Regions from separate parts of the Mus musculus genome. Here region 2 is linked to region 1. Evidence: chromatin loops called from intact Hi-C (ENCODE). Cell type or tissue: heart. All regions are shown on one strand. Each heading gives the region's core, and the rest is flanking DNA. Links, peaks and the distances in the headings are about the cores only.

What was found. Peaks named below come from ENCODE experiments on the same cell type or tissue, not always from the same donor. Only the 100,000 strongest peaks of a DNase experiment are listed, where the experiment ranks them.
Region 2: it touches region 1 in a loop (2.3-fold over the local background); 4 of 42 quality-filtered maps call a loop at or near these places.

Annotation. Positions count from the first base shown.
Region 1 is chr1:33,906,385-33,909,294 of GRCm38, reverse strand. It overlaps Bend6 (BEN domain containing 6), which reads left to right and starts at 1,674. Exons shown (of 7, transcript NM_177235.3): 1 at 1,674-1,729. It overlaps Dst (dystonin), which reads right to left and starts at 1,070. Exons shown (of 103, transcript NM_001276764.1): 1 at 843-1,070; 2 at 262-296. The coding sequence starts at 1,023. In heart, for the core only: CTCF peaks have their summits at 1,647 and 2,294; DNase peaks (open chromatin) are centred at 1,424 and 1,664; H3K4me3 peaks cover 2,171 bases; H3K27ac peaks cover 1,455 bases; H3K27me3 peaks cover 123 bases.
Region 2 is chr1:33,671,175-33,674,084 of GRCm38, reverse strand. No RefSeq gene overlaps it. Among named protein-coding and RNA genes, the nearest start is that of 1700001G17Rik, 2.8 kb to the right of the region's middle. In heart, for the core only: a CTCF peak has its summit at 1,413 (motif pointing left); a DNase peak (open chromatin) is centred at 344.

The sequences.
Region 1 (2,910 bases), core at 256-2,755:
TCCCAGACTAAATTCTCTCTTTTAGGGGCTGCCCCTCCCACCTCTTGTAACGCAAACTCCACTACACTAGACACACACAAACACACACAATGCGCCCCAGGCGTGACTATGGAATTGCTTAAGAAGCATGTCACTTTGGGCTTAGGGACTGCAGGCTTCCCATTCGGTGCCCTACTGGCTTTTTAAACACGTATATGATTAATGCTGGTACTCAGGAAAGAAAGCTACTCTGACCTTGAGAGTGTGCGCTAAATAAATTACCTCAGAGCGAAAGTGATGAGATCTCAGAGCAGCATCTGGGGAGAAAAGAGGGAAAACGAGACTCCGTTAACTCCTTGTTCTCAGCCTAAAGAGTTACTGATCACTTACCTGGATTCGGGAAAGCACATTCTAGGTGTCTCTCTCCAATTCCGTGGGCATATTGGGGCGGGGCGGAGAGAGTATTGGACCATCTGTCTCTAAGGTGATTTCTCTGCAAGAAGTTCCAGCAAAGTTGGGAGAGGGGAGCCCATATCATCACGCCTTACTTTTTTATTCCTAAGCTCCAGCAAAGGCTTGGCAAAGATACGAGTACCTCAGCCCAGGACTCCCCTACAATTACCTTCTGGGCTCTAGCAAACTGACCCTAAGAATCGGAGCCTGATCCTTCCTTCCAGGACCTCCGAATCTCCGTGGTTATCCAAACCTGGTGACTCAGAGGATGGAGGTGAGGCCAAAGGGCCAGGGCGCGTTAAATAAATAAATGCACTTAGCTTGAGGAGTGGGCACTGAGTGGGCAGAAGAGGCAGAGAAGGCTTGAACCTCGCTTCTGCCCAGAAGAACCCAGCGGCGGCGTGTCTTACCTCTGCTTCTGGAACGACCCGAAAAGACCGATTTCATCGGATGTCTCCCTTTCTGGAGCTTGCGGTGCCAGCAGCAGAAGAAGACGATGGTGGCGACGGTGCCCAGCAGGAGCAACAAGAGGAAGAGAGCACATTGGATGCTGTAGGGTCTCAGCAAAACGAGGAAAGCGGCGGCGATCATGGTGCGGGCGAGGCGGGGGGCCGTGCGGCGCGGGGCTAAGGCTGCAGAGCGCGCGGGGCGCGGGGCGCGGGACGCGGGGCGGGCGCGGCGGACAGGGGCGAGCGCGGCTCAGCGCGTCAAGCCCGGCGCTCGCGGCCCCGCGCGCGGCCCAATGGCTGCACACCCCGCGCCGGCCCCGGAACGACTGATGGAGAGCAGCGGGCAGCTCTCGCCATGACTCAGCACGCGGCGCAGCGGCGAGAGCCGCGCCCCTCCCTCCGCAGGCGCCCCAGCCCGCGCGCAGCTCTCGGGCTCAGCCCCGCCCGGGACGCAGCCGGCTGGGAGCATCATCGGGTGGCCGCCCGGGGCCTCGGCGTCCTGAAGCCGGCGCACGTGGGGCGGGACGGGGCGCGGCGAGCCGGCGGGGGGCTCGGTGGGTGACGTCACGGGCTGCGGCGGCAGCGGCGGCGCGGGTGCGGGCGCGCGCGCATGGCTGGGGCCGGGACCGAGCGGCGCGCGCCCTCCAGCAGGTCGGTTCGGTGCGCGCGCGGCCCGCCAGGCCACGCGCCGGGCGGCGGTGCGCGGGGACCCCCGGGTTTCGCCTGTGTAAGCCTCCGCGGACCTTCTGCTGGAGGCCGACGTCAGGGGGCGCCAAGGAGCCGGGGGGAACCCGGGCTCCCGCCTCCCTGAGCCCGCCCGGAGGCTGGGGCTCGGAGGATGCAGCAGGGTGAGCTATTTGGTTTGGGGGCGGGGGTAGTCCCTGCGCATGGAGGCGCGAGCACCTGGAAGGGCCATCTCCAAGCTGGTCCAATCTTAGGAAAGGCGGCACGCCGCGGTCTGCAGGCTTGCACCCTACCACCCCCAAACTTGGTGCTGATTCTCAGCCCAGACGTGAGCTCTGCCACGGTCAAAGAACCCTGATTCATTTATTGGCTTTGTAGGGAGAGGTGATTTTAGATGTAAGGATCTGACATGATGAAGGATGAAGGAAGTTGGTGATTGATTGGCCTGTAGATACTGCAGGAGAAATTTTTAGGCACTGTCAGACAACGGCGATCGGTCACACTCGGGTACACACCCTTCTCCCCTTTGCCGTTTTTTTCCAGCTTCCCTTACATTCCGTTACAATCCGCAAAAACTGTATCGCAGTTGTGGGCTGGACACTTGACAGTGATCGCTGATTCGGTGCCAACGAAGAAGGCAAGGCGTGAGCGCTGCGGTGTGCTCTTTTGCGGAGGGCCTCTGCCACCTGGCGAGAAAGCCAAAGCTGCAGTGGCCGCCTGCAGCGTGTTGCGGCCTTAGCGGGCCAGTGCAGTGCTCTGCCCTGCTTGCCCCTAAGGCAAACTGGCTTTCCCTGTGGGAGTTGGATGATTTGTTTTCTTTCATTGACTTGTATTTTTTAAATTAACTATATGACATATGACAAATGAAATATTACATTTGTGCAATTTCTAGTAACTGGCTTGAAACTAAATAATTCGTAAAATTCCAAAAGTCAATTGAAGAATCGATAGGAATGTGTGTATTGTTGTCTAACTATATGAAACCAACTGTTCAGTTCTGCAAAAATGTGTAGCCATTAGTGACTGATAGGTGAATGATGTATTATCAAGTGTGAGCATTAAAAGAAATGCGGAAAGATGTTGCTTAGCCCTGATGCCAGGTTCATAAGCACGGAAAGCACAGGAAAATGTGCTCTTATTTGCATGTTGGCCTCCTAAAACAAATACAGATTGCTATTATATGCCACTCATTCTGTTGTTTGAGGCTGAGGATGGAAAGCACCTTGCTTGCCGACACTGAGGAAGGTGAGACTCTTGACTGTCAGACTGCGGGGAGCACTGGGTGCCAAACAGGCTTCACGGGTCCCTGGCAGTCAGCAGAGCTGTCTGGAACTTCTGCATCCCG
Region 2 (2,910 bases), core at 268-2,767, 240 kb after region 1:
TATTTATATTAATTCATAGGTTAGTTTGTTTATTTCGTTTCCCATTAGACCATAAAGTTCTAGAGGGTAGAGGTGTGTGGCTCTTCCGTCAGAAAACACTGCCTGGCACTTAGTAGGGCTCTCTGATGTTTCCAGAATAAAAGAAACCGTGCTTATATCTGGGAGGCCATTTCTTCCTCCCCGTAGTACCTCTTAAGGGAATGTTTCCTCTCCTGCTCTCTTGACCTTCACTGATGGAAGCCAAGGGAGAAAGAACGGGATGGTTGTTTCTAGACTTTTTCCATAGCCAAACTCTCGGAAATAGGAAATGAAGTCAGGAGGGTGGAGGGAGCAGAAGGTGGCCAAGTTTTTATGGGTCAGCCACTCTGCTGGAAAGACTTCTTTTCCTGTGACTCCATGTGAGCAGGGCTGGAAGGGCTGTGGTCACAGATGCTCTCTTGGTAAAGATCCTTAGCACATCCTCCCTTTAGGATAACATAACCCAAACTGGAAAAGAACAGGGATGCACTCTGACTTAACCAAATATGGCGACTAAACCCTCAACTGTGTAATGCACCACACAATAGTTCTGGGGCAACGACGTCAACTACGGGTGAATGCCAGCTGGGTTAGACGGTCTGCAGCTGGTATTGTCCAGCAGCGGCTCCGTGCTTGGTGCTCAGCAATGATTCATGGAAATTATGCTGCAAAAGGTGCTCTGTGCTTTATTCTGGGATAAACTGAGGAGCCGAGTCATTCCAGAAGGAATGCGTATACAGTTTTCAGATGAGTGCTCGAAGTTTCTTAGGTTAGAGTCACATTTGATTCAAACCATCTGTTTAATGTGAAGCCGAACCCAGCATCTTTCCAGGACTCATCAATCTCGTTTCATAAATAATTATTAAAGGCTCTTGGAATCCGGGAGCTGTGGTTACAGAAGTGGCACAGTCGTCCCTGCTTGTGACTGCTTATGGTTTAGCGAAAGTAAAATTGTGCTTGTGTATATATATATTTTTCCCTTTATGAAATCAGTGTCCATAGTTTGCTCAGTCTTTTTTGCCGGGGCCATTATATTAATCCATCATTGTTGATGAGATGGATGTATGAGAGCTCACTGACAGCATCTCTGAGATGTCCATATCATTGCTGGGACAGGGATGTCAACCTTCCAATTGCCTCTGGATACAGAAAACAATTTATATAGTGTGCAGTGACCTACCCTGATACTAGGAAATTACGACGCTGGCATAGCTGATAGACTCAGCCTATTTTCTTCTCTGAGATCAAATATAGGTTTTTAGGGGGATGGAAAGATGGCTCAAGCAGTCCTGAGCACTCTCTGCTCTTCCAGAGCCCTCAGGTTCCAATCCCAGCCCCCACCTGGTGAATTACAGCAGCCTGTAACTCGTCCCAGGGCATCTGATGCCCTCTTCTGGCCTCTGTTTGTCAATGCATTTAACACATAAATACTCAAAACCACCCCTACCAATATATATATACAAAAACAAAATAGATTTTTGGTATGTTGTAAAGGCAGCTATTCCATGGCATAATAAGATTTTTGTGTGGTTAAACATATTTTTTCTAGTTCTTTATGAATTAGTCATAAAATGACATTACTTATGTCATATTTTAACTTTGAAGGTAGGCGTTTAAGAGATTGTATTGAAAGGTCCAAACACCTTGGGGATAAGAATTTTCACTTCCCTGGGAAGCAAACCAAGCTCCTCAAAGGAAGCCACTGACAATGGGCCGTTGATCAGTGACAGCCCTGACTTAGGGAGGATAAGTCTCCAGCTGATTCCATTTCTGGGACACCTGGCCAGAGGAGATAACAAGGCCGCAGCCAAGCTGGTCTCTGAAACTCTTCATGGTTTCACTAAATATAATAGAACTAATATAGCAGCCAATCAGACTTGTCCTAATGGCACTGCTTTGACTCCTATCAATCACATTAGAGGTTACCTTACCCTTCTGGAAAATTCCCCTAGCCCTGCATCAAAGGGGGCTTATGAGCCCCTCAAGCCGTTGACATTTGGATGAATGGTTGACCATTCATGCCATGCTGTTTGCTGGCAGTTTCTGCAGAATAAGCACCTTTGCATGCCATTTGAGTCTAGGGTCTCTCTTTAGCAATTCTTGGACCCTAATAGTATAAAGGGGTACATGAAGAGAAATCAAAGTGGCTGTCAAAAAAAAAAAAAAAGCTTAAAATCAAATAGCCAGGGAATTCTTAACAAGCCTTAAATCATTTGAAACTACAAAATTGGCTGACTCATAGGTGCATTTTTTTAAAGAAGACAATATTTTTTAGTGGTTCATGTTTGGAAAAGTCTGTGGTAGAGGGTTATAAACATAAAAATAAATCGGGCACAGTGGCACGTGCCTTAAATCCTAGCACTGGTGAGGCAGAAGCAGCTCTTTGTCAGTTCAAGGTCAGCCAGATCTACACGTGCCATTTCAGACCAGCCTGGCTTACATAGTGAGACCTTGTTTTATAATCAGAGTGTGGAGAAAATAATGGCACCATATGGGGATCATAAGGAATGAGGGTGGGACTTCAAGGGAACGACATATGTGGCAACAGTGAGCTCTTTTATTGTGAAATATTTGCCAATTTTGCAAGGAAAAAATTTCATTGCCGACAGTAGTAATAAACATTTTCATACTTTTATGAGCTAATTGTTCAGTTCCTGTTAACATTTTCTCTAATAAACTCATACTCTTTCTGACTGAAAAATAATTCTGGGGACTTTTTTAGCTGCACAATTTAATGTTTTTTTTGTTGTTGTTTTGTTTTGTTTTGTTAGCTGCACAATTTAATGTTTTTTTTTTTTTTTTTTTGTTTTGTTTGTTTTTTTTTGTTTTTTTTCGAGACAGGGTTTCTCTGTGTAGCCCTAGCTGTCCTGGAACTCACTCAGTAGACCAGGC